3 separate regions of the Mus musculus genome follow, and regions 2 and 3 are each linked to region 1. A link is a loop called in an ENCODE intact Hi-C map of the cell type or tissue named here. Cell type or tissue: gastrocnemius. All regions are shown on one strand. Each heading gives the region's core, and the rest is flanking DNA. Links, peaks and the distances in the headings are about the cores only.

Region 1 (10,487 bases), core at 1,066-9,065:
TTTCCTTAAACTGTTTCGGACATTGACCAAATGGTAATTGATGGATGTAAGAAATACATGCGGAGAACATGTGGAGATGTCTTAGACAATCTTAGAGGAGACTGCTATCAGGTAATCCTGTTCCCTTGGTAGCATACTTTTAAATTGACTGAAAATAGACCAGAAGTCATCAATTGGACCTGTACCTTTTGCTATAATTGGTTAAGAAGACAGTCTCTGTGAACTTAGTATCTGTTCATATTTACAGTAGACAGTGTACACATACCGAAAGAAGCCTCTAGTAAAGATTTTATTGTGTTACTTTTTTTTTGTTATTGAGGATTAAACTTGGCCATTCTGAATGCTAGACACCCACTACCACTGAGAGATCTACGTTAATCTTGGTATAAAAGATGTCATGTACTTTTTAAATGATGTAGAATCTACCACCTTCTGCTGTTACCCTGAATAATGTCTTGAAGTCTTGGTCTTTCAGACAGAATTTAGATTTTTAATTGGTAGATGTAGTTGATTAAAATGTTGCAAATAAGCAATTTGTTTCTGTCCTAAATTGTATTGTGCTTGAAAGTTGAGCAACCACTCTGATGTGTGCAGATGCATATATTTCATTGTCATAGACATGAGAGCTTGTTAGAGCAAGATGCCCAAGCAAATACTTAATTGAACAGAATCTGAAATGTGCATCTCCAGATTTATAAGCAATTTGGATGAGTGTTGTACTTTGGGATGTCAATTACCCAGCACTTCTTTCTTCCCTAATGTATGCACATTTAAATTTGAGTTTGTTACAGGCATTTTAATTTGGAGCAGGAATTCTGTTCGCCTTAAAGTGCAGTTGTGATTGTTTCTGCCTCCCATGTGCTGGGATTAAAGGCATGTGCCACCACGCCCTAAAGACTTTCTCTTCTTTAGACAGGGTTTCTCTGTGTACTCCTGACTGTCCTGGAACTCACTCTGTAGACCAGGCTGGCCTCCGAACTCAGAAATCTGCCTGCCTCTGCCTCCCGAGTGCTGGGATTAAAGGCATGCACCACCGCGCCCGGCTTTTTGCTGAACTTTGGTTGAACTGTTTGACACTGAATTCAAAGTTACCATGGCTGACAAAGAACTGGCCAGACCCCCTCCCTACCTGCTGCACTGAATCCCCACCCCATGCACTTATATTGAGAAGAACTGAACTATTAAAGGGAATGGATTCAAGGTTGTGGGGTAGAAGTGCAGAATCCTGTCACCCTGGTTTTGTTGTGTGTACAGATTAATGAGTGACCAGAAGAATAAACCTGGAACATCAAGACAATCTAGATGTTAATAGGGGTGTGGTGGAAATGGGAGATTGACCAGTAGTCGTCTCTTAAATGAGTTCTGTAACTTTTAGGGCACACGTAGGTGGTGTGATGAACCATCTGTGAGCCAGGTGTTCAGCTGTGGGCAGCGAGGGTAAAAGGCTGTATTTCTTCGGGCTTTGGGTGTACAGTTGGCAATGGACTGGAAGGATATGTGACTAAATAGTGTTAAAGCCACCCGGTCTGGGAACTTTGAATAATAAATCACATTGTTTCTATTCAATGAGGATGGCACTGTTGAGTATTTTAGAGCAACCACCAGGGGGAGCCTGGAATTTTTTCCTTTCCTTTCTTTTCCTTTCCTTCCCCCCCCCCCCTTTTATTTTTATTTTTATTTTATTTTATTTTTTTTACTGAGGGTTCTGAAGCTTTCAGGCATGGTGGGAGCCTTGTCTGGGAGAAGACAGATCCACCTGAGCACACATTTGGTTTATGTACACACATATAAAATTATCAAGTAAAAGATGCTAAACTTAGCAACTTATTATTTTAATCTATTATACTCAAATAGAATTTAGCTTAAAAAAATTAAAGGGGGGAATTTTAAGAAATTTGTTATTAGACTATTGAGATGATGTAGTGGGTAAAGGCAGTTGCCTCCAAGCCTCCTGATGACCTCAGTTTAATTAGTAAAACACATACACACACACACGCACACACACACACACACACACGCACGCATGCACTGTAATAAAGTAATGATAAAACAAGTTAGTTATATTTCATAATTTTTTTTTTCCGAGACAGGGTTTCTCTGTGTAGCCCTGACTGTCCTGGAAGTCACTCTGTAGACCAGGCTGGTCTTTAACTCAGAGATGTACCTGCCTCTGCCTCCCAAGTGCTGGGATTAAAGGTGTGAGCCACCACTGCCGGGCTCATAAATAACGCAAAGGAGAAACATAACTAATGATAGTAAAAGACAGAGTGTCAGAATGTTTATCACTCATTCTGAATAATAATTGCTATAGGAGCTAGGGAGACAGCTTAGTTGGTAACAGCTTGCTGTGTAAACATGAAAACCTGAGTTCAATACCAACGCTTACATAAAACTGCTGGGTGTGCGAGTATATAGTGGCATGTGATTATAATCTCCCTAGGCTACTCCATCCAGTCTTAATAGGAATGCTTCAGGCTACTGAGAGACCCTATAAAACCTCAGTTTGACCTCTGGTTGACGCCTGCATGCACATATATACTTGGGTACCCATAGCAAAAGACATTCTAATAGAGGTAATCTACCAAAATACAATAGAAAGTATCAGAGACTTAATTTTAACAGTAAATGCTAAAGTAAAAATTGGAGTAAGTCGAAAAAAGTCATTTTCATTGGAAGCAGGAACCAAATTATGAGTGTTGTGTATCTGAGATTATCATTAATTTTGAAGTCACTAATATAGTAAGATAGGAAGATGCAAGTCATAAAAATAATGAAATAATTATAGGGGATAAAAATGGTTAGAAAAGTCCAAGAAATTTGCCATGCTGATCTCTGTGATTTCTGAGAAATTGGCTCAGTGATTAAAGTTGTGAGTGATTTAGGAAAGATTAATTTTTCTCTCTGTTAAATGCAGAACAGTTTGAAAGGAAATTGGGAGACGTGTGACAGGAAATCGCACTCAAAGTAGTCCGCTAAGTACTTAGAAGTAAACTTAGCAAGAGGTATGATGAGGCCGATGTGCACGATGGGAAGATTTTCCTGAGACAGGAAATGTCGTTAGTCGGTGGAGAGGCGTGACAGCAGAACAGTTTCAGGGGCTTCTCATTTATCCTCCTTCTAAATGGCATCAGAACCCCAAGGGAGTGAGACCAACGAATGCTTTCAAAGTTGCTTTTATTAGAATGAATGTGTAAAAGTAGCCAAGAGAAATTCACACAGTAGTCATTGTGGAGAGAGACTTTTCCTTCTCATTGGTAATTTGCTCCAGGCCCTCTAATCAAATAGGAAGTCAGACACAGAGTGTAGACACATAAGATTTGTGTTTGGGAGCTTGAATTTATAGTATGTATTCCAACACACTCTTAACATATCCAATATGCATTTTATTTCACTTGGGGAAAGCTCTAGTAAGCAAAACTGGCTTAACTGGGCCATCCTCTTGCTTGAAAACGAAGTCAACTAACCCTACAAACCAACGAAAGGGAAAGTTCAGTAAACTCAAGCCCTAGGTACAAAAAACGAAGATAGAAAAGAAAAACACAGCCTTTTTAAATTGGGAACTGAGGGGAGTTAATATGATTATGCTTATAAAGGAATATTAAAGTCAAGGAGTAGAACATAGAGTAATTTACTGTACATGATCAGATGTACATGGTTTCAATTTTAGTAAAGGAAACAGATGTGTCAGGTGAACTTTTCTATGGTGTTGGTATCAAGTCCTGACCTTAGGTTTTCTTTTCTTTTCTTTTCTTTTCTTTTCTTTTCTTTTCTTTTCTTTTCTTTTCCTTCTTTTGTTTTTCTTTCTATTTATTTATTTATTTATTTATTTATTTATTTATTTATTTATTTATTTAATGTAAGTACACTGTAGCTGTCTTCAGATGAACCAGAAGAGGGCATCAGATCTCATTACGGGTGGTTGTGAGCCACCATGTGGTTGCTAGGATTTGAACTTCGGACCTTCGGAAGAGCAGTCGGGTGCTCTTACCCACTGAGCCATCTCACCAGCCCCCTGTTTTTGTTTTTCAAGACACAATCTCTCTGTATAGCCCTGGCTGTCCTGGAACTTACTCTGTAGACCAGGCTGGCCTCAAATTCAGAAATCCGCCTGCCTCTGCCTCCCAAGTGCTGGGATTAAACTCATGCACTATCACTGCACGGCCTGACCTTTTGTTTTTGAAACAGTTTTTGGTATTAACAGAGGTGAAGATCTCTGTTCATGGGCTGGTTCTATGGATTTAAAGCCCAGCTTGCATTTTCCCTTTATAAGTGCTTAATGACATACCCATTTCTGTTGACTCATGTGTCTGATCTTGTTCTCTCTGAAAGGTTCTTATAGAAGACTGTATCCCAGTACTGAAGATGTACGCCAAAGAAGGGAGAGAGTTTGATTATGTGATTAATGATTTGACAGCTGTCCCTATCTCTACATCTCCAGAAGAAGGTAGATTGTGTTCTATGTTTTTAGTACTCTTATATGTGCATGCTCGAATGTGGGCACACGTGTGTATGCACATTCATGTGCATATGTGAGGCCAGTGGTCAACATTGAATGTCATTAAATTATATTCCCTCTTAATTTTTTGAGAAAGGGATTCCTACTGAGTCTAGAACTTAAATCAAGTAGGCATTACTGTCTCTACTTCCCCATAGCTGGGAATGCAGACGGGCCTTACCGTGCCCAGCTTATATGTAGGTGCCTCAAAGCCTGCTTCTACAACAAGGCCACACCTACTAATAGTGCCACTCCCTCCAGGCCAAAACACAGCTTATCCTACAAAAGGTGTAAGAGTTTGTTCTGGAATGAACTATGAGCAGCTGTGGTCAGGGAATGTGGATTCAGGTTAGTGTAAGACTGTGTTCCAGTGTGGTAACGGTGTCATGGTTTTATAATTGTAGAACAAAAGAAAGTCACAAATCAAGGATTTTTCACATGCATTGGTGGCCACGTTAGGTGGGTTACAGTAATTCTGTTATAGAATTTGAAAGCTGTCTGAAGACATTCTTAGTTTTGGCATTGGTTGAAGCTAGATTGTTCCTCACTCAGGCTTTTTTATTTTTATTTTTTATTTTTTAAGAATTTGAGCTCCTCCTTTGTGAGCAGTCTTTGTTATTTACCTGTGAGTAGTACTGGGGATGGAACCCAGGATCTCCTGCAGATGAACAAGCTTTTCACCACTGAGCTACACTCCCAGCTCCTATGTTAAGTCTTTATTGGTGGTGTGATAAGTTTTAAATAGATGTGCACTTGATTTTGACCTTGGTGTTTGCATTGGTGTGTGTACAAACCAGCTATATGATTGTACATTATTATTCATGAACAACCTTTCAAGCTCAAGGTTCTTTAGATATTTTTTTGTATTTTATTATTTTTTTCAGTTAAAGTCTCATGTAGTGCAGGGTGACCTCAAACCTACTATTTAGCCAAAGATGGTCTTCAACTCGATCTCTTCTTTTTTATCACTATGAGTGGATATTTGATACATGAAAATCATATTTATAAAACAATCTTTTCCACATCCAGATTCCACATGGGATTTCCTCAGACTGATTCTCGACCTGTCAATGAAGGTTCTGAAACAGGATGGAAAATACTTCACACAGGTACACCAGTCAGTCTCCACCCTCTCTCCCTGGATTGTCAATAAGAATCAATATTGGCATGTTTGACTGCATGTTCTTGAATTTCACCTATGGCAAGAACAACGTCTTTGAATTGTAGTTGGTTTCTGCTCTGTCATCTTTTGAGATCATGCTGATTTTGTTGGCCCTGGCTGCAGTATGAGACTGCACCAGCAGGTGGAGACACAGACTGTGGTTTGTTGTTGGCTTTGGTTTGGTTTTGGTTTGGTTTTGTTTTCCCTTCCTTCCCCTCACTCATTAGGCTCATCTCTAGGGAAAAGCCCATTTAGCAGCACACTCTTGAAGCAGCCTTGCCACATCAGACTAATGTGAGCTGCAGATACCACATAGAAGCAAATTTTTGCTTCATAGTTCTTTTCATTTTTTAGGGTATAAGTTTGTCTTTGGTAGCTCTATATAATAGGTAGTTACAAAGCATATTGTAGCCGGGCGTGGTGGCGCACGCCTTTAATCCCGGCACTCGGGGAGGCAGAGGCAGGTGGATTTCTGAGTTCGAGGCCAGCCTGGTCTACAAAGTGAGTTCCAGGACAGCCAGGGCCATACAGAGAAACCCTGTCTCAAAAAAACAAACAAACAAAAAAACAAAACAAAAAAAAAAAACAAAAACAAAAAAGTTGTATTTATTCCTAAAAAGTGACCTACTAATTGTTAACCCAGTCTCATTACTTGGTACAAAAAATACTTAATTAATGACCATGTTCAGCTCTTATTCTCTGGTCTCTGAATTCTTCTGAGTTTTCTTCAGAATATTCCTCAGGAACACACAAACTCTAGCCCTCCCCTCATTTTTAATCTGAAATAAGTTTACTATTTTGATTACAGACCATCATAAGCAGATTTCTGTTCTCTGTCCTGTGTCCACAATCCCCACGACCTAAAAGGACTTTATCTTACAACCAATTTTATATATTGATTTCTCAGTAATTCATTCCATTAAAGTGTATGTTTTAATTTTACTAAATAGTCCATGCTCCTCCCCTCCCCTCCCCTCCCCTCCCCTCCCCTCCTCCCCTCTTCTTTTCTTTTCTTTCTATGTGGATGTTTCTGTGGGTATGCACATGTGAGTGCAGTTGCCTGCAGAGGCCAGAGGTTTCAGATCTCCTGGAGCCACAGGTCCAGGGGCTTGTGAGGCTCCTGTACTGGGTGCTGGGAACTGAATTCCATTCTCCTGCAAGGGCAACAAGTGATTTGAACTGCTCAGATATCTCTATAGCCCTGGTACAATTTAATGGACATAATTACTCCTTTCCTCCAACTTCTCTCATGTACACCCCCCTCCCTCACTTGCTTTCCCTCAAGTTCATGGTCTCTTTGTTGTTAGATACATACTTATCTAATATACATAGAGATAACACACTTACATACATACACATAAATAAACAGTCTATATGCTAGTTGCATATATATGTTTTCAGGGTTGAGTGTTTGTTATTGCATAAATAATTGGTGTGCTCTTTCCTATGTAAGACTGTTTTCCACTTTCATTATTTCTTAGTTCTTTGTTTAGAATTTGGGGCCCCATGAGATTCCCCCTTTCCCACTATCATGTCTATTAGTGCCATCGTCATTCAGGTGTTGTTTCAACAGCCACATTACTAAGGTATCAGGGGTGACACAGTTGTGTCACAGTACATTTTTGTCTGTCTCTTAAAATCTTTCTACACCTTTCATTTTGTAATATTCCCTGAATCTTAGGTTCAGGAGCTGTATTGTAGATGTATCAATTAGGCTAGTATACATTTTTAACTTGCATTTAATTTTTTATTTATCTATTAAAACATAAAAAATGATCAAAGAGTTACCATGTGATGTTTACCTACATGTATATATTATCTAATGTTTAATCAGGCTAAGTACACATGTCCTCTTCTGTATATATCAGTGTGTTTGTGGAGAAAACACTCAACTTCTTCCTTGTAACATTTTGAAATATACACTGTACAATCATTAGCATAGTCAACCCTATACTGTGTAATTTCGTGGCAGAAATTTCCTATTGAACTGTTACTTAGAACCTATCGATGAACTTCTATTGATTATTGGTCTATTTAAATATCTAGATGAGGTAGCGGTCGGTTTTTTCCGGAGGAAGTGTTTATCTGCACACTCTAGTTTATTCTGGCTATTTCATGGGATCTGAGAATAATGCTGCTGGAGAGAAGTTAGAATACCGAGACACTGAAAGGCCTAGCTTGTCCTGTTTTCCTCCTCTTCCCACTGGGAGCAAAGCCTGTGCATGCTTGCTAGCTTAAGGCAGGGTATACACACAGTTCCAAGTGTGCGTGCCTGTTCTGTTTGTCACTTCTTAATAAACAGCCTGTTTGTTTTGTGCTCCAGCAGCAGTGAGGATTGCTGAGGAGGCCTCACCGTCTGTGCTGTCTAAAATGTGGTCTGTCTGGCCCACTACAGAGGAGGTTACAGGCCTCTGTTTTATATAGGATATTGATGGTGGAACCTGCTCAAACAAGGCAGTGCAGATTCAATGACTTGGGCTTTGGGGAGCATACTTACTGTAGAAGTTCCCCTCAATTTCCACAACTAAAAGAAAGTCTCATGCAGTTTAATTGAGGAAGCATATGAGGCTCTACAACCAAATAGAGCCTTGCCAGGACTGGCTGAGGGCATTCTGGCAAAGTTCACTTAATGTGGAACCTCACCGTGCTTTATTATGTGCAGCAGAGCGGGGAGAAGTTAGCTAGACTACATAGGAAGGAGGTTTCTGCTTGGTAGGTTGCAGACATCTGGGAGGAAGAAGTTGTTGCTAATTTTGTATACATGGATCAGTCACTAGCACTCAGACCCCTGAAGGAGATGTTTCCATCTCTGTGAATCTCGCCTGGGGAAGGCTTTTCCATTCCCATGGGAGCAAGGCATGCCCATGTCAACAGTACTCATTCACCCAGGACTTCACTCAATACAGAGCTTCTTCTGTTTCAGTACAGAGACTGAAAAAAACCTGGGCATGATGACATCTGCCTATAATCCCAACTATGTGGGAGGTTGACGCAAGGGGATTTAAATATGGATGCTCTGTAAACCAGTCAGTTTAGAGTAGATGAGAGATGGCATTAGAAAGAAAGTATAGTAGTTTTGTTCTTTGCCTGCTATGGAGAACTTGTGTGTTAGTGTGGGCAACTAATAGAAGTGTTCCACAAGAGTATAGCATGTGCAAATACTAATGACTCAAACTTTGACAGTGTGCTTTTATGAACTGTTTCTTTCTTAACCCTCTAGATCACAAGTTCAAGGCTATGTTCTTTGCTAACAATTATTCAGAAGACATCACTGTTGAGAATGACATACATTCTGTTTTCTAATTCGCTTTCATTGGATATAGAAAGTGATACTGTTTTGTGATACCCTTGGGATTTGTCTTGTGTTTGGCTATATGTGTCACACACTGAAATTCACATGGACTAAGGAGCATAAGCCTTGCAGGAAATAAGTCACCACTATTCATTCATTCATTCATTCATTCATCCACTCATTCTTTTTTTTTTTTTTTTTTTTAGTATAGAGTTTATTCAGGGAGGGAAGTTAAGAGAAAGGCAAAAGAGGGAGAGATTGGAGAAGTAGAGGCAGGCCATGACCACATGGAGAAAAGGGTGGAGGGAATGGGGAGAGAGGCTGCACAAGAGGGAGAGGCAAGAGAGCAATAGGCAAGAGAGAGGGGCAAGAGTAAGAGCTCATTCATTCCTTATGATGATTTCCTGCCCGCTAGACAAGAATTCTACCTCTGACCTTTTATAGTTTATACCCTTAGACTATGGCTATGGTTTTATCACTGCCTGGAGACATGATAACTCTTGATTCTTGCCTTCTTCTTCTGCCCTTGGCTGGAATGTGTAACAGAAAAATAGAGAAGGTTAATAATGGGATGAGGATGTTATGTGGTGATTTGCAAAAACTGAATGTTCCCACCACACATTGCTGTGCCACAGTGGCAGATTTGTGACATCATTGGTATCACCCCGGGGGCTTGAAGACAGCCTTGTTATATCACAGAACTTCGGAGTATGCATTTTTGAGAGTAGAAGTAAGGTCCCGGGACTTGACCACCTACCTTCTGTCTCTAATCCCCTTCTTAAATCCCCCTACTGTCTGTTACATACAAAAATGGGCATGTAACACTACGGTGAAAAATGAAGCAAACTCTTGACCATTCCCATAATAATGAACTGTTCGTTATCAGTACTTTTTAGACATGTATAATCCACACTGAAAGTTACTGCTTTCTGGAAGTAATCCATTAGTATCATTTGAAAATTTTGTTTTTTATTAGGTGTTTGTGAGTATGGGTGCCTGTGGAGTGCAAAAGGGGATATTGAATTCCCTGGAGCTGGAGTTAAGCATTTGTGAGCTGCCTGATATGAATGTGGAAAACTGAACTCCGAGGTCTCTGTACTCCCTGTGTGTGTTCTTTTTTATTTTTAAATTTTATTTATTTTATGTATATGAGTACACTGTAGCTGTCTTCAGACACACCAGAAGAGGGCATCAGATCCCATTACAGATGGTTGTGAGCCACCATGTGCTTGCTGGGAATTGATTCAGGACCTAGGGAAGAGCAGCTAGTTGCTCTTAACCGCTAAGCCATCTCTCCAGCCCCTGGTGTGTGTTCATTCATTCATTCATTCATTCATTTATTTATTTATTTATTTATTTATTTATTTATTGTAAGTACACTGTAGCTGTCTTCAGACACTCCAGAAGAGGGAGTCAGATCTCGTTACGGATGGTTGTGAGCCACCATGTGGTTGCTGGGATTTGAACTCCTGACCTTCAGAAGAGCAGTCGGGTGCTCTTACCCACTGAGCCATCTCACCAGCCCTGGTGTGTGTTCT
Region 2 (10,487 bases), core at 1,221-9,220, 130 kb after region 1:
CACATGGCCTTGTTACAAAGCAGAATCCATTGCAAGATGGTAGTAAACCCACTGCATTTTAACAAAGATTCCCTTTAACTTGGTCCAGTCTAGGGTCCCAATTTCCAGCAAGTTCCCATTTTATCCTGTTGCTGTGCCAGCTACCACACTTTGAGTAGCAAGTCCCTCACTTCCCTCACTAGAAAAGAATTATCACCTGAAACAGAAACCCTGGTGAGTCACTGGAGCAGCTCAGGTCAGGCCAGGTCAGTCGTCTCGGACACTGATACTTTGTTTACTCAAACGGTAACAGTGTGAGCAATGCTTCAGGTTCAGTCTCTGAAACTGTAAATGATTGAGATTGTGTCAAATCCTGGGCGAGGGCCTCTGGTCTTGTATCCTGCCCCACTCCCTAAATTATTGAATTTGTCCTTAAAAATAGTAATTTTTTTTTTCTGACAGATGCCTGTTTTTTAATGTTTCTTGAGTCATCTTCACAACAGGGTTGACCTAATGGCCTCTGGTTGATATCCCTTGACATTCCTGTTATCTATTGTAGCTGAGAGGGAGCAAATGATGCATTTCAAAGTTTCTTTTCTAGAGGGAAAGTGACTTCTTTCTTATCCCTGTCTGCTGCCTTAGCTCTATGCCTCTCCCAACCCACTGATCTACTAGGACTGCCTTCTTTTTCATGAGTCTCTCTCTCTCTCTCTCTCTCTCTCTCTCTCTCTCTCTCTCTCTCTCTCTCTCTCTCTGTGTATGTGTGTGTGTGTGTAATTACACACTACTGTTTCTTTATGGTTTTCTAAGTGCAAGTATACCTGGGTAAATGCAGGCACACTGACCCCAGCCCTTATTCCTTCATTCACACAATTATTGGATTTTAGCCAATTTAATTAGCAATGAGACAAACAGGATATAGAAAAAGAGAGTCTTTCAACACAGAGCCACTTAAAGGGGCAGGGGTGGGGAGAACAAATCTTCTGCCATTCAGAGAATGGGACAGACATGTTAGCTGCAAGTCTTGCTTGTATGGTACCTAGTGGACTGGCCAGTGGAGTGACGGAAAGGATATGGGAGACCTCTTTTGATCTTTGTTGTCTTTGTGGTTTGATGTAACACTATAGGACAGAGCAAGGATATAAACCCTGTGTATAGGTTTAAATTTCCTGGGGATTATGTTTTTTGAAAGCTATAGGCTGGAGGCTGGTGAGACAGCTCAGTGGGTAGGAGCACTGACTGCTCTTCGGAAGGTCCTGAGTTCAAATCCTAGCAACCACATGGTGGCTCACAACCATCCGTAATGAGATCTGATACCCTCTTCTGGTGTATCTGAAGACAGTTACAGTGTACTTACATATAATAAATAAATAATTCTTTTAAAAAAAGTAATAGTCTGGTAAGATGGCTCAGTGGGGAAAGCTCTGTCTGTGTAAGCCTTAAGATCAGAGTTCAGTAAAAATTTAGCATAGCAGAAGCAGGTGAAAGTAATGTAATTTTAGTACCCTACTCCAATGTAAAGGTTTGTTGTTTCACCGTGCCACCAGAGGGGAGGTTGACATCAGGCATTTTCCTTTTTAGTGTTCTCTTTTACTTTTCTGAGAAAGGGTCCCTCAGTGTACCTAGAGCCTCACCAATTTGGTAAAACTCCCTGCCTGGCAAGCCACACCTATCTAGTGCTGGAAGTTTAAGCACAGATAGACACTAGCAGCCTTGGGAATGTGAACTCCGGTCCTTATTCTTGCACAGTCGGCACTTTGATCACTTAGCCATCTCCCCAGTCCATAACTGCTACCTTACATGCACAGGGAAATGCCTTAGATTAATGTTCATAGAGGTCACATGAAGAGTCCTAGGAAAGTAAGGAATAGAAATGATTTTCATGATATCTGGTGCAACAGTCATGGTATAATTAAATCTAGTGATGAAGATTATGGTAGCAACATTAACTGGGGTTTAACTATATGTCCAGTACTCTTCTAAGCACATTCCAGATGTGGAGCCATTTATCATCAATCTTGTGATTACTATTAATGTTTCCACTTTCCAGATGGACAAAGCTGAGGCTTGGAGTGTATACATAAATTCCCCCAAAAGCATGAAAATTTCGTAGGTTAGGTCTAAATCCAGTTAATCTGGCATAAGTCCATGTTCTATTGTGAATTAGGTTTCTGTTAACTATAATTAACTTTGGAAATAATTAGCTTACATAAGACAAATGTCACACACACACACACACACACACACACACACACACACACACACACACACACACAAACACATAGCTGTGGTGCTTCCAGTCTGTGATCAGGTGGCCCTATTGCTTTTTGACCTGTGACAATACAGCCTCTCATTGAAGATGCGTGTTGTATAACACAGCCCTTACCTTATAGACAGGGGGTAGGAAGAGGAAGGTGCAGGGATCTGATGAGTTAAGTATCTCGTAGGTCCTATACAAAGGCTCTACCATGTTGGGATAGCACCATCTTGAGGGCAAGCCTTTGGCACGCAGACATTTTAGGGCCACATAAAAGCCAGACTAGAATGTATTGGCTAGCTTTTCCCTGAAAGATACCTGTGTCAGCATCAATTTCTAGAATGGGGAACTCAGAGACTTCACAATGGCTTTTAAAATTCAATTTAATTTAATTAATTCAAACTTGTTGGAAGCACACTCTAACAACAATAAGATACAAAAGCAAAAGGCACCCATTTTCCATTTCTTAGATTTTTAGAGGCTGAAAACAGAAGATGTTTTGTTTCTAGCATTTCAACATTTTAAAGAAAAAGGCAGTAAAACCTAATTGAAATCCAACTAGTTGAATTCCATTTTTGTATTCATATGTTTCTCCAAAGAAAGAGGCAAACAATAAGAAACAAGAGGACCGTCAGAGCTTTGATGTAAAACAACACTGTAGGCATGTCTTTGGTTTAGTCTGCATACCAAGCTCAATTTACAGTATTTTCTACATATACAATTCTAATGAATGATTTCTAATATTTGGAACAGTGAACCAAGACTATACTTTTCAAAACTTTTTTTAAAAATTACTTGCATTCCATAGTTACTAAGCATAAATGTGGACATACATATTAAAGAATAATATATTTATTGTGATGAATTTTTAAAAGAAGTTTTTCCAGTTTCTAGAAAATTCTAGAAAAGTCAGACATTTTGGCTAAGCTGAATTTGTTTGTTTATGTGTTTGTTTTGTTTTATTCTTCCTTCATATCTTGTTTATTTCTTTATACGCACTATGTACTCAAATACCCTAACTTCACTCATGCATTTCAGATCCACCAGGCGGTATTTTTTGCTGTCTGCTCATGTTTTCTGCTTTTAATCACACAATAGATCCCATCAAAGGAAAACAATAACACAACAGTTTTTGTTGCTTGTTAGACTAATAAGGGCTTCTTTATTTACCTTTTTAAAAATGTATTTTTGTTTATCTGTATGTGTGTGAGCCTGTTTGAGTCTGTGTATCACATGTGTAGGGGAGCCTGTTGGGGCTAGAAGAGAGGGTATTAGGTCCCTTGAGATTGGAGTTTCAGGCAGTTATGAGCTACCATGCATGTGCTAGGAACCAAAGCTGTGTCTTCCACAAGAGCGATAAGCACTCTTAACTGCTAAATTAATCTCTGCAGCCCCACAACAACACCAGGCTTTGTTTAGAACTACTGCAATAGGCATCATCTCTCTTGCTAAAGAAAAAAAGGAGCTGACACTCAACCATGCCTGTTAGCAAAGAAACCAAGAGGTTTACAGCCAGTAAGCCATTAGATGGCAAAGTTCCAAGAGAAGGGACATGGAGAGAAGGAAAATCTTAACTGAACTTATTCTTGCCATAGGTAGGCCAAGGTAGCCAGATATTAAGCACAGGGAGATCTGATACTGGGAGTGATGAGACTTTGAATACTGAAAATTCCTTTTAACTCTGTTGAGCAGAAGTTTTGCTCAAAGTCGGCAAGGCAGGTCTGGTAAGCATAGGATGGGGGTGGGGGCTAGGGAGGAGGGCAGTGTTAAGATTCAACTGAAAAAACGGCTCATAGGAGACTGACTATAAGTTTGGTCAAAGGGAGAATATTTGCCAGTTCTCAAATGGAAGGTAAATGGACTCATTATACTTCATATTTAGATGATTAGGGGAAGAATATGAGTTTTATTCATTGCTTAGAACAGTTCAGTTCTTGTACTCTAGAAGTTTCCACCCCGCCCCTCCAACTAGTAAAGCCATAGATGACCTACAGATGACTACAGTGTCTTCTATTTGTCTGAGCTACTCTCTTTTTGAACAGTTCTGGTATAATTCTTAGCCTAAGAATGGAATTCTCCTCCTACCTCATACTGATTCATCTGGTGTTAAAGACTTAAATATCCACACGGGTCCAATTGCAGTGGTAACTTTGAACTTGAAACCTCCATATAGTAGGAGCTCACCTCATCAGTGAGCCAAGATAATTGAATTGATGTGCTCCCATTAATATTCTTTAAGTTCTTTAATTCCCTTGTTCACCATTTCTCTCAGTGGTTGAGTAAATGAGATGTAACTCTAACGCTGATGGCAGAAGTCACCTGAAAGTCAGTGTCATGCATAAAAGCACTGCCCTTATACTCAGTGGTTCTTTGTTCCCTACACATGCAGTGCTCATGCCAGATGCTCTCAGGAAGATCATTATGCAGAAAAAAGGTTCCTTTGAACACAGATTATGCACAGAATAAATACTCTGTCAACCGAGTGTCCTTGCTTAGTCCATCTAGCAAATAGTACCAGCTAGCGACAGGGTCAGTGTTTAGAGAAACTCTGCTGAAGACCTGTCTGAAGTAGAGAAAATGAAATGAATTGGGTTTTAGAATATTAACCTTGCTGCACTGGTATCTCAAAATCAGTATCTACTTTTACCAAGTTGGGAAAAATAGTTAACCTCTTTGAACCTATTTTCATATTTCTAAATTGTCCACGAGTGTCTGTTGCTAGAAGAATGCAGTGTAACAATTACTCACAGAATCAAACTGGCATTTAGCAAAAAGCAATTACTTGTGGTGCATCTGGAGTCCGTGGTGGTCCCCTCTACAGATCTGCTGATTTTGGCTGTGCATGCTCAAATGTCTGGGGGTTGGCCCATCAAGATTAGTTTTGGCAGAAGTGACTGAGACAACTAGGCCCTGCTCCATGTGTCTTCCTTCTATCATCTGTCTAGCCTGGGCATGCACCCATGGTGATGGCAGAGGTGCAAGTGAGCAAGCAGAAGCACGTGAGGTCTCCGGACTTTCAGGCTCAGAACTGACATAAAGGCTGTGATGCTCAATCTTCATTGTCATCTTGACTAGATTTAGAATCACTCTAGAAACACCCCACTGAGAGAATATAGATTTAGCTGAGGAGGAAAGACTCAAGTATGGATAGCATCATTCAATGGACTGGGACCCCTGGCTGAATATAAAGAAACCTTCATTGTTCTGTTTCCTGACTGTGATAAAATGTGACCAGCTTCCCCATAGCCCCGTTGTCATGTCTTCATCACCATGATAACACCAGAGCCAGTGTCAACCCTTCCTCTTTCCCCCTATTTTTTGGCCAGGTATTTTATCACATCACTCAGACAAGTAGATAATAAAAATGCCATGAATACATCCTGTTGACCAAAGCAAGCCCAAAGTCAGGACCAGAAGAGCTGGAACTGTTAGTGAAACAATCTAAAGCCATATAGCATAGGTTGTGGGTAAAGGAAAGGATGCAAAACTAAAGCTACAATTTCAGATTATCACAGATAGAGATAAAATAGTACCTGCCTTTTTGGTTTGGGGGTGAGGATTAAATGATATAATCCTTATAGTTGGGGCAGTACAATCCATCATGCACAGTAAGTAGCCAGTCAACGTTAGCACATGTTTCTTCTGTGGGTCATGCCTACCATTAACAGGAAAGGTAGAATTTATAATATGAAAATTTTGATATAGGCTGTGGAATCTTCTGCATGCATATCACCTCTTTCTAATCTATCTTGGACTGAGAGAAATACAGGGACTTTTGTCATTACTAGGCCTCCATTGATTCCTGCCTAAGAGCTTTCAGTTGGAGTAAAACCCTGTTTCTTTTTTTAAGAAAAGACTTTTTTTTTTTTTTAAAACTTATGTGTATGTGTGTGTTTCTGGGTTAGGACATGCACATGCATGTGGGTGCCTGTGGGGGCCAGGAAAGGGTGTAAAATCCTCTAAAGCTGGAGTTATGAATGTTTGCTAGTAGGTACTGGGAACCCAACTGTGATCCTTTGCAAGAGCTGCATGTACTCTTAACTGGCAGGCCATCTTTCCATCCCTGCAATAAAGATCTTTTTAATACCAATGGCCTGGCCACATCCCAGAAGCTGCCCTATCATTTAACATTAGTTTGGCTCATAGCAGAATCTCAAGAAACTACTCAAGGAGCCAAATATAATTTTTATAACAGATCCAGGTTTCACAACTCTCTATGGGCTGAATCTTGTTGCAGTAAATATTCTCAGACCCTAGTGTTGACAACTCACTTATGCAATCTTTGGTAAAAATGACATCCAGCAAAAGAAGTAATTTAGATAGCTCATTGGGAATTCTTTTGAAATAAGTGTGGACATTTATTCTTGGCTTTGGCCTTGAATGTCCTGCCATGATTGTGACACATTTGGCCCACTTTTCACATTTGTTGTCTACAACTTGGGATAGCATGGGACAGTGTTGCTCTTGCCACATTTTATTGGTCACCATCTGGGCAGGCAAATTGGATCATAACTCTGCAGTGCAAACGCCTGGGACTGGAGATTCAGTTACTGCAAGAAAGTATTTGTGCCTTAATCAGATGTGAATATGGGGAATAACCAAACACATTTACTTTCCGGGAGAAAGGGTGTAGTTATCAAGAGCTGAGCCATTAGGATGACACAGTTAACTTATAAATATTATTCTAGTTTCTGATCCATTCCCTCTGAGAGTGGCAAAGTGGCAAACAGGACATGATAAACTATAAGATAGGAAAGCGCTTGTATATTCATATTCAATGAAAAGGATATTCTTCCTGTTCCTAGCTCAGTCCTACAGCTGTGTGACTTTTAGCATGAACGGACATGCTAAACTCTTATGCCACCACACTAACATGCTTTATAGCATTACTTGGGCCCAAATAATGGGATATTATTTTTTTCTTTTTCCAACATGTTTAATGGCTATGCAAGTTTGCTAGTCCTGACAGTGTGATATGATTTATTAGCTCACTTGGCTGCCAGAAACCCCGGCAGTTTCTGTGCTTAGATTTTTTTTTGGCTTAGCCACTTGTTCTGCTTCCATCGTAAGTCCAGTTTTTACTTATTTCAATGACATTATTATATTTTTTATCAGAAGCTAATTCAAACTCATTTGTATAAATATTTATAGCCTAATGAATCAATTAATATGTAATATTTATGAATTCATTTAATGTTTGCATTTCTATTAAGATGAGTTGCCCTTTCCTGAGAATATGCCCTCTACCTTTTTAGTTAACTATGAACGCTAATAATAATGTCCATTCTTCCTTTTCACTAATAAAGTGCTTTGAAGTAGTTTGATGTAGAGGAATCATTCTCTGTTCTACTTCAATAGTATATGGAGATAGAGATAGAGATAGGGATAGGGCTAGAGCTAGAGTTAGCTAGCTAGCTAGAGATAGATGGACACACACACACACACACACACACACACACACACAGAGAGAGAGAGAGAGAGAGAGAGAGAGAGAGAGAGAGAGAGAGAGAGAGAAAGGGAGAGAGATATGTAATTTTTTATTAGGTATTTATTTCATTTACATTTCCAATGCTATCCCAAAAGTCCCCCACACGCTCCCCCACCCTCCCACTCCCACTTCTTGGCCCTGGTGTTCCCCTGTACTGAGGCATATAAAGTTTGCACAACCAATGGGCCTCTCTTTCCACTGATGGCCAATTAGGCCATCTTCTGCTACATATGCAGCTAGAGACACAAGCTCTGGGGGTACTGGTTAGTTCATATTGTTATTCCACCTATAGGGTTGCGGATCCCTTTAGCTCCTTGGTTACTTTCTCTAGCTCCTCCATTGGGGGCCCTGTGATCCATCCAATAGCTGACTGTGAGCATCCACTTCTGTGTTTGCTAGGCCCTGGCATAGTCTCACAAAAGACAGCTATATCTGGGTCCTTTCAGCAAAATCTTGCTAGTGTCATCGTTTGGAAGCTGATTATGGGATGGATCCCCGGATATGGCAGTTTCTAGATGGTCCATCATTTGGTCTCAGCTCCAAACTTTGTCTCTGTAACTCCTTCCATGGGTGTTTTGTTCCCAATTCTAAGAAGGGGCAAGGTGTCCACACTTTGGTCTTCATTCTTCTTGAGTGTTTTGCAAATTGTATCTTATATCTTGGGTATTCTAAGTTTCTGGGCTAATATCCACTTATCAGTGAGTACATATTGTGTGAGTTTTTTTGTGATTGGGTTACCTCACTCAGGATGATGCCCTCCAGGTCCATCCATTTGCCTAGGAATTTTATAAATTCATTCTTTTTAATAGCTGAGTAGTACTCCATTGTGTAAATGTACCACATTTTCTGTATCCATTCCTCTGTTGAGGGGCATCTGGGTTCTTTCCAGCTTCTGGCTATTATAAATAAGGCTGCTATGAACATAGTGGATCATGTGTCCTTCTTACTAGTTGGAACCTCTTCTGGACATATGCCCAGGAGAGGTATTGCGGGATCCTCCGGTAGTACTATGTCCAATTTTCTGAGGAACTGATTTGCAGAGTGGTTGTACAAGCTTTCTTTTTTTTTTAATTAGGTATTTTCCTCGTTTACATTTTCAATGCTATCCCAAAGGTCCCCCATACCCACCCCCCCATCCCCTACCCACCCACTCCTCCTTTTTGGCCCTGGCGTTCCCCTGTACTGGGGCATAGAAAGTTTGCAAGTCCAATGGGCCTCTCTTTGCAGTGATGGCCGACTAGGCCATCTTTTGATACATATGCAGCTAGAGACAAGAGCTCCGGGGTACTGGTTAGTTCATATTGTTGTTCCACCTATAGGGTTGCAGTTCCCTTTAGCTCCTTGGGTAATTTCTCTAGCTCCTCCATTGGGGGCCGTGTGACCCATCCAATAGCTGACTGTGATCATCCACTTCTGTGTTTGCTAGGCCCTGGCATAGTCTCACAAGAGAGAGCTATATCTGGGTCCTTTCAGCAAAATCTTGCTAGTGTATGCAAAGGTGTCAGCATTTGGAAGCTGATTATGGGATGGATCCCTGCATATGGCAATCACTAGATGGTCCATCCTTTCGTCACAGCTCCAAATTTTGTCTCTGTAACTCCTTCCATGGGTGTTTTGTTCCCATTTCTAAGAAAGGGTAAAGTGTCCACACTTTGGTCTTCGTTCTTCTTGAATTTCATGCGTTTGGAAAGTTGTATCTTATATCTTGGGTATCCTAAGTTTCTGGGCTAATATCCACTTATCAGTGAGTACATATTGTGCGAGTTCCTTTGTGATTGGGCTACCTCACTCAGGATGATACCTTCCAGGTCCATCCATTTGCCTAGGAATTTCATAAATTCATTTTTTTAATAGCTGAGTAGTATTCCATTGTGTAAATGTACCACATTTTCTGTATCCATTCCTCTGTTGAGGGCATCTGGGTTCTTTCCAGCTTCTGGCTATTATAAACAAGGCTGCTATGAACATAGTGGAGCATGTATTCTTCTTACCGGTTGGGACATCTTCTGGATATATGCCCAGGAGAGGTATTGCGGGATCCTCTGGTAGTACCATGTCCAATTTTCTGAGGAACCGCCAGACTGATTTCCAGAGTGGTTGTACAAGCTTGCAATCCCACCAACAATGGAGGAGTGTTCCCCTTTCTCCACATCCTCGCCAGCATCTGCTGTCACCTGAATTTTTGATCTTAGCCATTCTGACTGGAGTGAAGTGGAATCTCAGGGTTGTTTTGATTTGCATTTCCCTGATGATTAAGGATGTTGAACATTTTTTCAGGTGCTTCTCTGCCATTCGGTATTCCTCAGGTGAGAATTCTTTGTTCAGCTCTGAGCCCCATTTTTTAATGGGGTTATTTGATTTTCTGGAGTCCACCTTCTCGAGTTCTTTATATATATTGGATATTAGTCCCCTATCTGATTTGGGATAGGTAAAGATCCTTTCCCAATCTGTTGGTGGCCTTTTTGTCTTGACGGTGTCTTTTGCTTTGCAGAAGCTTTGCAATTTTATGAGGTCCCATTTATTGATTCTTGATCTTACGGCACAAGCCATTGCTGTTCTATTCAGGAATTTTTCCCCTGTATCCATATCTTTGAGGCTTTTCCCTACTTTCTCCTCTATAAGTTTCAGTGTCTCTGGTTTTATGTGTTTTTTTTTTAATTAGGTATTTTCCTCGTTTACATTTTCAATGCTATCCCAAAGGTCCCCCATAACCCCCCCGCCCCACACGAATATCCAGTCTTCTCAGTACCATTTTATTGAAGA
Region 3 (10,487 bases), core at 970-8,969, 150 kb after region 1:
TTGAATGTTGCAGATTTATCACAGTAATATTTTAGTTAATTCTTGTATGTTACAATTTGGTCTCTGACTCTAAATAAACATTTTGTGTGCATAACTTAACCTGCTGACTCCTACTTTAAGTGATTTCCATTAATGCTACGTGATGGCTTTTGGGGCACTAGGTCAGGGCTTGAAGAAGAAATATTATTTCTCTCTCCCACTTCATTTGAAAATTATGGTAGGCTTTTGCTGTCCCAGGGTGTACAATTTGACTAAAGATAATGTTATTGTATGATTCTGTCCAGTGATAAAAATCAAAAGTGTTCTAAGATTTATCTTCCTGGTTCCAACATGCTAAAATCATTATCTCATTTGCATTGGCATGCCAACCAATGGCATTAATCATCTTCAAAGATTTCTCTTGGTCTGAAAGTCTGTTAGGGTAGTTCAGTATTATGTCACAGAAAATGTTATAGAATAAATCCATAAAAGAAAGAGAGGGGGGAAAGATGGGGGTTCTCAAGGACAAAGAAGGACCAAGTGTGGCAAGAAGTGAAGTGATTTGCTTACATTTTGACATTGATGAAAGCCACAAAGAGAGTGAGTTATCAAAGTATTGATTTAAGGTAGACAGAAGCGGGAGGGGGAAAGGAATGCCACATAAGAGTAAACTATTTGTCATTCTTCATTCAGACAATGAGCCGAAATCCATTTGCCATTTGCTGCAGTGTATTTCCACTTGGAATGCCAATCAGCAGGGTGCAGAGAAAGAGCTTGAAAAACCTATGGAAAATTCTATTCTTAAGCCTTTAATACATTTGATAGTCATTATAATACCTTGGAGTGGCTAAGGCAGCTTCTATGAAAGGGGATAACATTTGAAATGTAAATAAAGAAAATATCTAATTTTAAAAAAAGAAAAGAAAAAAAGAAAACAAGCTGCTTAGCCTGATTTTATCAAATAGTGTATATGTCATTAAAATGCCACTGAAGACAATAAATGACCTCAAAATTTATTGAAGGAATCTAAAAAACCAAGAAAACAAAACAAACCAGAAAAACAACAACAAACCTAATCGCCAGAGATCCTTTTGGCCTGGGCAGTGTTTATTTTGTCTCATTTTGATTGTTTAAAACATAATGAAATTTTAGTTTTAATGCAGTTTACTTCAAAAACCTATTTCCTTGGGGAGATCAGCTCTCTGCTTAGTTGTTGGATGCTTCCCACCCTTATTGACTGCATGCTGGCTAGGGTATAGAGAGGAAACCTTTGATTTCTCTCTTTTGTTATATGTGAAAGGCCCCTTTCTCTCAGAGTGCTCAACCTATCAGGATGTCTATGGCCATGCGTGAAGGGATAGAATTTTTTTTTAAAGACAAACCCTTGTTTTACATCTTGGCCAGATTTCACCGAGAAAAGCTACGATTACATGCCCTCTACTCCGGAGATTCTTATGACATTTCATCCTTTCTTCCTCTCATAATCCCGCCTTACATCTAAGATGAATCTTTCCACATAATCTTTGGTTCTCATCTCCCACTCTGTCTTCTCAGAAACCTTTTATGGCCTTTGGCATAGTTTCAGTCTTCTCCTTCTTCATGCATCCATTGGTATTGGAACACAGAGAGCAGCAGCAATGCCAACAAAAACATCAAAGTAAACATTGCACAGTCCCAAGCCTCAGCCCTCTGGGTTGGGTTAATCCCTATGTCTCCTCCCTCCCTCCCTCCCTCCCTCCCTCCCTCCCTCCCTCCCTCCCTCCCTCCCTCCCTCCCTCCTTCCCTCCCTCTTTCCCTCCCTCCCCCTTTCCTTCCCTTCCTCCTTTCCTCTCTTTCTTTCATATCTCCTCTACTGGCTCTATAAATTGGTTGTCTAGAAGTTCATGTACTCCTCATCACACTATGGTTCAGCTCTCTCTCTCTCTCTCTCTCTCTCTCTCTCTCTCTCTCTCTCTCTCTCTCTCTCTGTTTCCCTCCTAGAGAATGTGAGCATATCTGCTACGTTGTTCTTGCCTGGATCCTGAGAACTGATCATCTCCCTGATTTTTCTCACCTTTCCATATGCCATTACTTATCTAGTTCTATTTCTTTGGCTACTAAATATGTCAACTCTACGCACCTCTTTCCATCCCTGGTATCCTTCCCTGGTTTAGGAATATGGCCTTGTTCTTTCTGCATGCAGGTAATATGCTAGGTTGAAAAGCTTACAAGATTTAAGGGTGGCTTAATTTGCTACGAGCAAAAGATGTAGCCTCTAGGAGGCTCCATGTCATTTCTGTACCTCTCTTGTCCGACTTCCTGTTAGAAATGGTCACTTCTGCTTCTGACTCTTAGTTACATTCTACTTCCTTGGCATTTTCTTCTGATTCGAATCTTTTTGACTTCTAGAAGCTCTGTACTCACAGTTGTCATCTAGGTTTTGTGGTCAAAGTCTGGCTCTGGCTTTCATTAGCTGTCTGAGATTACATAGGTCATCATCTTCTAACTTCCTTATTTGTAAAATAAGTGGCTTCCTGAGATGCTCATGGGGTTTAATCTTGTCTGTACATAGGACTCACCTGTGGAGATTTTAAAACTCCCACTTCCCAGGCTGAACTTTAGACTGGTGTCACTGCTGTCCTAATGCCTGGGTGTGAAAATTATATATTTATTAATTTGTAATCACTTTTAAAATCAGGACTTTAAAAGCACTCCTTTGAGATTCCAATATGCACACGACAGTGGCAATTATGACTTAATTACTTTAACGGGATTATTTTTCTTCCATCATTTCATGTTCTTGTCACGCCTGGATCCCAACTTGAGCTTTCTCTTTCTTTTAGTGTTTTTACTAAATTGGAAGAAATAGCTGTGAAGCTCCCCCTTCTCCATCTGCTGTTTGTTCTTATTTACATACGGTGGAACTTAGCCCACTGATTTACAGCTCTGCTTCCCTTACAACTGTTATTGAACTGAAAACATAACTGAAAACTTATTAAACAGAGAGAAATTATTTTGAGGGAGTTTTATGCTGACAATTCCTTATAGAACAAAGTGGGTGTTTGGAAAGAATATTAACAATTGACCTATAGCTTCATGATCTCAAAAGTAAAGATAATCCTGGAACCAGGCTCCAGCGTTTGATTTTTTTTTTTTTTTGGCTATACCATTAAGGCAGTCAAGGCAATGTGCAGGTGAATAGGGTTCTGAGGTGTGCATCCAAACACAGCAGGGTTTCCTCGTGCCCTTGCAGCAACGGCTCTCTTTCCCCAGTCTCCTCATCCCTGTTATGGCCCAGCAGAGGTTGTCAGCAAAGAAAATATATTCTTAACATGGATGTGATCTCATTCTTTAATGTCTGGGGAAAGGCCTTTCAGAAAACTTCTATTCTACAGATGCTGCCTGTACCCAGCATTCTAGATCTGAATAAGACATTGCTGGGCTGCAAGGGAGGAGAGAGAGCAGTAGGAAGGGAATAGATGATAACTAAGCATTTGGTTTCACTACTGGCCCTGAATTTAGAGAGATTTGGGGGTCTTCACATAAATCTGATTCATGTTGGCATGATGTCCTTTGAGGTGCTGTATATCCCAGCATGATTCTCTTTTTAAACAACACTTCTTTCAACTGTTGCTCGCTTTTTTTGGCAATGTCTATCTGAAAAATCACAGACTGTGCTTTTGCCTGGCACTCTCTGGTTCTGATAAACTCTGTCTCTGTCTCTGTCTGTCTCTGTCTCTGTCTCTCTGTCTCTCTGTCTCTCTGTCTCTCTGTCTCTCTGTCTCTCTCTCTCTCTCTCTCTCTCTCTCTCTCTCTCTCTCTGTGTGTGTGTGTGTGTGCAAGTGTGGTGTGTTGGAACTAGGGATAGAACCCAGGGCCTTGCACTTGTTAGGCATACACTTTTTCATTGAGCTACACTCCTCAGCTCTTATTAAATTATGGAACTTGTACTGTCACCACCTTGCATCATCTGTTTACAGAGCCCCCCCCCTCCCAAAATAATGTCAGAGCATGAAATTGAACTGAAAGAAACACTGCCCCCCCCCATTTTGAACCTTGAAGTAATTTTCTTGTAACCTGATTCAGGTCAAGGAAACCTGGGCTGAAGTTTCTGGCTTTGACGCTGCTTCTTTGGGTATTTTCTAATAGATGGAAGAATTGATTGAGGGTGTTCGCTGGGCCTTCATTGACATGCTGGAGAAAGAAAATGAATGGATGGATGCAGGGACAAAAAGGAAAGCTCAAGAAAAGGTAGGACTTCTTTGGATGGAAGAAAAAAAAACCCACTGTTTAATGGATTTTCATGCTCGATGTTGACTGTACAGTTTATTTATTTATTTTTATTGACTGAGCTGTTGTTTCCAAATGACCCCAGAGGTAGGTGTGTGCTTTTGGATGAACACATAGATTTCATCACCAGGAGGTAACAGAAAATAAGATCTGACTTATTCTTTCCCTAACTGCATTTTCAAATGCCATGTAATTCAGCCTTTGTTTTACTCCTAATTGCAGCCTGTAAAAGCCACATGGCTTTCTGCCTAGTGAATTTTGCTATAAACCATCATTGGATATGGCAGAATGTCGAGCAGTGGGGAGCCACGGGAAGCAGCTGGCAGAAGGGCCCTCAAGTTGCAAAGGAAAAAAAAACCCATATTGTCCATGTGTCTTCTCCATTTGTGCATGATGTGTGCAAATGTCCTGAGGCAAATATTTTCCTGTAGTAAAGCACACATCTACTTCCTAAGCCAGCGTGTTCCACAAATGGCCCAAAGGGCATGCTTATAAGGTATGCATGAGTGATAGACCATGGCAGGTACTATAGACACTTGGTAAAAATTCTCTGATGGTATGCAGCAAAATACAGGAATAAACAGGGCAATTCTGCATAGCTATATCGTCTACAAATAAATGAGGGGGTCCACCTTGAGTTGGAGATATTCTTCTGGAGCTGAAACTCAAATGGGCAGGGCCAGAGCATGCCTTTACCATTTCGCCCGAGATTCTACTCTGTAACTGAGAGACTCTAAAATTAGGAACACTTCTTTGTAGACAAAGTTTTGAAATCTTTCTGATGATAGCAGTCATCAATGGGACATGGACATGCAAGAGCATGCTGGGCACCTTACTGGCAAAGACTACTTTAAATCAGAAGTCTATATACTTGTGATTTTAGCCATACACATCTCTGTCTCTCTCCCTCTCTTTTTAAATTCTAATACTTTATTTTGTATCCAAAAGCATGTTTTTAAACATCCCCTAGTGTAGGTATAACTCCCAGAGATGATTTTTTACATATTTCAGAGTTGACATTTTTAAAATAAGAAACCAAAGTAGAAATATCTGGAACATTTGAAATTTAGCACAAATTTAAAATCCAGAAATATTTCAGTAAAAGTGTATACTTCCATAATTTAAAAGACAATTTACTTGGTGATGGCTCTTTGAAAGGATGTTGATTTAATATAGTGTTTTTCTTCCTCAAGCTATAGTCATGCATATAGCTACATTGCTTTTCTTTTTTTCTGTGCACCATCTGTGTGATATATATATTTTTTTAATTTGGATATTTTATTCATTTACATTTCAAATGTTATCTCCTTTCCTGGTTTCCCCTTTGCAACCCCCCCTATTCCATCTCCCCTCCCCCTGCTTATATGAGAGTGTTTCCCCATCCACCCACCCCCTCCTTCCTCCCCCTCCTGGCATTCTCCTACACTGGGGCATCAAACCTTCACAGGACCAAGGGCCTCCCCTCCCATTGATGCCAGATAAGGCCGCTTCAGCTTCTTCAGTTCTTCCCCTAACTCCTCCATTGGGGTCCCTGTGCTCAATTCCATGGTTAGCTGCAAGCATCCATATCTGTATTAATTTTTTAAAAGATTTTGATTATTTAAATACATTTTATACATCAAACATATTAATAATATTTAATATTTTGAGAATCAAATAATACATTAAAATTGTTCAACTTTTATATTCATATTCATATTCTTTTTTTTTGGTTTTTGAGACAGGGTTTCTTTGTATAGCCCTGGCTGTCCTGGAACTCACTTTATAGACCAGGCTAGCCTCGGACTCAGAAATCCGCCTGCTAATTTCAAGCACAGTGAGAAAAATTATCAATAATATTTCCGGACAGAATAACTATTTTGAGATATATTTCATTGATATTTCTCCCTTTTCATTTCTGATTTTATTAATTTGGATACTCTCTCTGTGCCCTCTGGTTAGTCTGGCTAAGGGCTTATCTATCTTGTTGAATTTTCTCAAAGAACCAGCTCCTGATTTGGTTAATTCTTTGTATAGCATTCTTTGTATATCTGTATTCATACCCATCTCTTAATATTATCATTAGACACACTGCTTTGAGTCATTCCTTACACCAGTAATTTTGCCTTAGGGTCAAGAAGCAAGGAGATTCTCACTGTAGCCTTGTTGAAATAGAATTTCTGGGCAGTCCCCTATCTTCTGGCACAAGTTTTTTGTAGAACCTTGTTTGTAGTAACTCTTGAGATTGAGATACCTTATCTTAGATGTTTTAGTTAACAGGATTGAAAAGGCAGATGAGTATTTACAAAGAAGAAAGACCTTGAATAGTATTGGTGGTGGTCTTGGAAGAGGACAATGAGTAATTTTAAATTATTTTTCTCCATTCAAGATCTGTCAAAGCTGTTTTAGGTCATGTACACCACAGGCTGGAGGAGGTAGGAACATACGGGTTGTGGTGAGACACTCTCCATATGGTAGATGAAACTCTTGGCACCAACACCACATTGTTGTTTCTTGAAGGCTTGGTTAATTTAAAAGGTAGCTTTTGATGTGTGGGGCAGGATGTGTCTTGCATTGAACAGTTGAATGCTCAGTGTACTAGGTGCTCTTTGTTGTAGCTTGAGGTTCTAAACTATCAATTTCATAGGATGACTAGTGTGAAGAGAGGGAGAGAGATGGAAGGAAGGAAGGAAGGAAGGGAGAGAGAGAGAGAGAGAGAGAGAGAGAGAGAGAGAGAGAGAGAGAGAGCTATGAATGAGTGAGTTATGGATATTTGGAAGCTTGTAGTCAGCTTTTCAGAAATAGAAATTAAGAGTACTTCAAGTGCTTGCTGACATTCAGTTAGGCAAAGATTGTCTTGTAGCTGGGTCTTCTAAGCAAATGGTCCATGAGTCCTTCTTTAAGGAAACTATTCTCAGTCCTTCTAATATTAGACATGTTTCTGTTGGCCCTCTGGGTTGATCGCCAGTCTTTTATTTCATTTCAACTAGAACTGTCACTTTTTCCTTCTAAAAGTATTCTTTGAACACTCTGCTTTCTTTGAGCTGAGTTCAATCTGCCAGGAACTCCAGTAGCAGCTCTGACAGGCACAAACATCAAAGGCAGTCGTCCTTCTGGATCTCATTAGGCTCCCCTAGGAGGTATTGTATATTAAGGTTCAGAGAAGTCCCAGTAATGCAAGATAAGAAATGGGGTGTTGTCCAAGGATCTCCAGCAGTTCTCCCAGTCACTGCTAGCCCTAAACCCCAGAATACAAAGATTTTCTTCTCCTAACTTGAATTAACTCGCGATTTTAAAAATGACCTCTAGGTGGAGCTCACAGTACTAACAAAGGAGAGAGAAACTGCAGCCTTTTGTGTGGCTTTTCACTCTGGGATGGTTTTTGAGCCCCCCCCCACCCCCTTTTCCCTTTTGCTTTCCTCAATTTGATTGCCTTTTTAATAGTCAACAAGAAAGAAGAGGCTCTGCCTAATAATTCCTTGAGTCTTAGATGGAAATCTCTATCTCCCTGCTTTGTCTTTCTGATATGGAGAAGCTGCTGCATTAAGAGAGGATTTGCCTGCATTTGAAGTGGAGGTGAATAATTTGCCTTCTCTTCCTGGTATGACTTGGCACTGTTTTTTGGACATGTGCTGTACGCAGTATATCACCCAGGCGGAAGATTTCTCATCAATAATAGTGCCCACACTGGGCTGATGCTGAGTCACTTGGCTACCCATTGGGAAAGCTGGAAAAAAAAATGTTCTGATTTGTGAGGGGCTTAAAGCTTTTCTTTCTCTCACCATGAAGCTCCGGACTGCAGCTAATTAAAGTGCCACCTAAGATGTGTTGACCTCAGCTTTCTTTTGTGACCAAAACTACCAAACTGAGTGATAGGGAGACTCATATTCGCAGTGGTCTGAGGGCCTTACCTCTTGGTTTTTGTGACAGTGACCCTGTCTCAAAACAGAAGTGTGTGAATGGGCTTTGTTGTCCTCTTTGCTAGGAGTGATCACTGTAAAAGATAAATGAGGATGTCTCTGCTTCCTTGAAGGGTAAATTTGTTATCTCTGTCTCCCTGCCTTTTCCTGCTCCTCCCTGGAGAGAGGTCATTGGTACTTTTGTGTTTTGAAACTCACCGTGTTGATTTCAAGTGGAAATTTAATATTGGGAAATAAGCACCCATTTTTATTTAAGATTCTGCATTTCCTGCAAGCATGTGCTCTTTAAAAATATTTTTTGAGGTTATAATATAATTACATCATTTCTCCCTTCCTTTTCCTTCCTCCAAACCCTTCCAGTATCGTCTTTGTCACTTTTTGTCTTTTTCTTTCAGCAAAGAACAAGGATGCCTGCTGTTTTTCTGGTTAATAGAGCCTTTGAATAGGCATATAGTGATAATTGGGTGATTTGGGGTGTCTTCTGGAGGATTTACAGTGTCCGGAACAGAGGAGGAGTCCCCCCAAGGTCACTATGGAAGAGACTCAGGCTGCCTTTGGTCTCCCTGGCCAGTTCTGAGTCAGATGTGAGGAGCAGCTTCCTGAGAGTGGCTCAGACTTGTTCCCCAGCTGAATTAATCACCTAGCTCAGTGCTGGACCACCTCTGAACTGTTTCCTTGTGCGCTTTGCATCTGGGGTCGAAGCTTGTCAGCCCATGCCCAGAGAAAAGAAATACCAGCACGGAAGACCTGGGGAGGCAGTGTCCTGAGGGTGGCATGAGGGAGTAGCTGTGGCCTTGGCCACAGCAGGTACAGAGAAGTTGGCTGCATGTTCCCAACTCCTTAGGCATACGACTCCCACGCACAGGCTTCGAGTGAGGTAGGAAGATTTCCACTGCAGAGAGCAAAGCAAAGTGCACCTCACCTCTCTGCCTTTATCACTAAACTCTGCTAATCCCAGGCACTGCAGTGTGCATAGCATACAGTCTGTACTGACCAGTTAGGACCCTGACTACCACCCTCGGAGCCCATGTTTCTGAGGGTGTGCTTTTCCACCTGAGGCACTTAGGAGCTTGTGAATAGGGCACATTTCCTCACACCTGCTTCAAGATCAGGGGTGGGGTGAGTCCTTACTTCTTCACTGCATCCCTGTCTGACTTCTAACTGCCTGCCCCTTCATTCTGCCCAAAGTCTTTCTTGTCCCTATGGAGTCTACTGTGAGTGGCACTGCATCCAAAAGACTCACCATGCCATCATCCTTCCTCACTGGCCCTTAGCCAACAATTGTTGGAAGGCGGCTAGTGCCTGCCCTTCTTTCTCCTGCCTCTCACATGCCCTATAAATGTTCCTGGGAGCTTACCCCGTGGGCTTGAGCTTTCTGGCAAAAATGCCCTTTGCTGCCTGCCTTCCTTTCCCTTCTTGCTTTTGAAGACCTCTTTCTTTGACCACCCCCCACCCCTTTCAAACACCGTGTGCTTTAATCCTAGTCTCTAGCTCTGTCCCTAAGGAGACCACTAATGAGGACACAACCTCTGCGTTAGGTCCTTTTCTCATGCTTCCCTGCCTTTAAGACAATAGTGCATTTCATTGAGTCGGGTTACCAGCATCCTCTCAGCAAACTCAATGCCACAAGCATTTGTAGCACACCAAGAATGTGCCAGGAAATGGGCTGGGAGCTGCAGATTCTGGAAGGGAGGGGGTGATCAGCTGCAGTTCCTTTTCTTCACGTGCTTTCACATACCTAGGGTGACACAGGGATGCTACGGAGGCTGTGCTGGTGGGGGAGGGTTATTTAATAGAGAGTCATGAAGTGGTCCTGGGGGCCTAGGAAGTGAAACTTTAGGAGCGGAGGCAGGCTGTCTCTCAGGGTGCTAATCCTGCCCCTTCCTCTCTTCCTTTGTCATGACCTTGTTAGCTTATAGGTGAGGCTTCTTCTGAGCTCCCCATCACTTGGTACTTGGAACAAGTGCTCCCAGCAGTGCTCCTCTCCCTTGGTATGTTTACTCCTGCTGCACTACACAGTTTCCATTGGAATAGGTTTGGAGAGGAGAGGAAAGGCTTCAGCCAGGATACCTCATGCCCCTATTTGTTATAGCTTTCAGTGTCTTTGCAGAATGTCGAAGAATGCAGTCATTCTGCTTCCTGCATCTACTCTGAGTATTCTTCAGGGACAAAGAGCGTGCAAACTGTGACCTTGCTCTGGCTTCTAGTACTGAGCTTACAGCCACTGTCTCTCCACCCCTGTTTAGGTATCTTCAAGTTTTTGTCTCACAGTCATCCAGGTGAAGGTGATGTTCGTCTTCCTTATATCTCCTCAGCTCAGTGCTGTCCAAAGGAAGGACA

The links. A loop is a pair of places that touch in the nucleus more often than their neighbours do. Peaks named below come from ENCODE experiments on the same cell type or tissue, not always from the same donor. Only the 100,000 strongest peaks of a DNase experiment are listed, where the experiment ranks them.
Region 2: a loop joins it to region 1, with 3 times the contacts of the local background. A loop is called at or near these places in 2 of 42 quality-filtered maps.
Region 3: it touches region 1 in a loop (2.7-fold over the local background); 2 of 42 quality-filtered maps call a loop at or near these places.

Annotation. Positions count from the first base shown.
Region 1 is chrX:157,449,951-157,460,437 of GRCm38, reverse strand. Sms (spermine synthase) reads left to right here. Exons shown (of 11, transcript NM_009214.4): 7 at 22-111; 8 at 4,330-4,444; 9 at 5,525-5,604. Among named protein-coding and RNA genes, the nearest start is that of Gm24281, 25 kb to the right of the region's middle. In gastrocnemius, for the core only: CTCF peaks have their summits at 1,586 (motif pointing right) and 5,783 (motif pointing right); a DNase peak (open chromatin) is centred at 5,798.
Region 2 is chrX:157,324,690-157,335,176 of GRCm38, reverse strand. All of the region lies in intron 11 of Phex (phosphate regulating endopeptidase homolog, X-linked), which reads left to right. Among named protein-coding and RNA genes, the nearest start is that of Gm25795, 30 kb to the right of the region's middle. In gastrocnemius, for the core only: no CTCF peak of the experiment used is centred there; DNase peaks (open chromatin) are centred at 5,155, 6,309 and 6,702; H3K27ac peaks cover 57 bases.
Region 3 is chrX:157,304,591-157,315,077 of GRCm38, reverse strand. It overlaps Phex (phosphate regulating endopeptidase homolog, X-linked), which reads left to right. Exons shown (of 22, transcript NM_011077.2): 12 at 4,108-4,209. Among named protein-coding and RNA genes, the nearest start is that of Gm25795, 10 kb to the right of the region's middle. In gastrocnemius, for the core only: a CTCF peak has its summit at 7,538 (motif pointing right); DNase peaks (open chromatin) are centred at 7,354, 7,606, 7,921, 8,893 and 2 more places.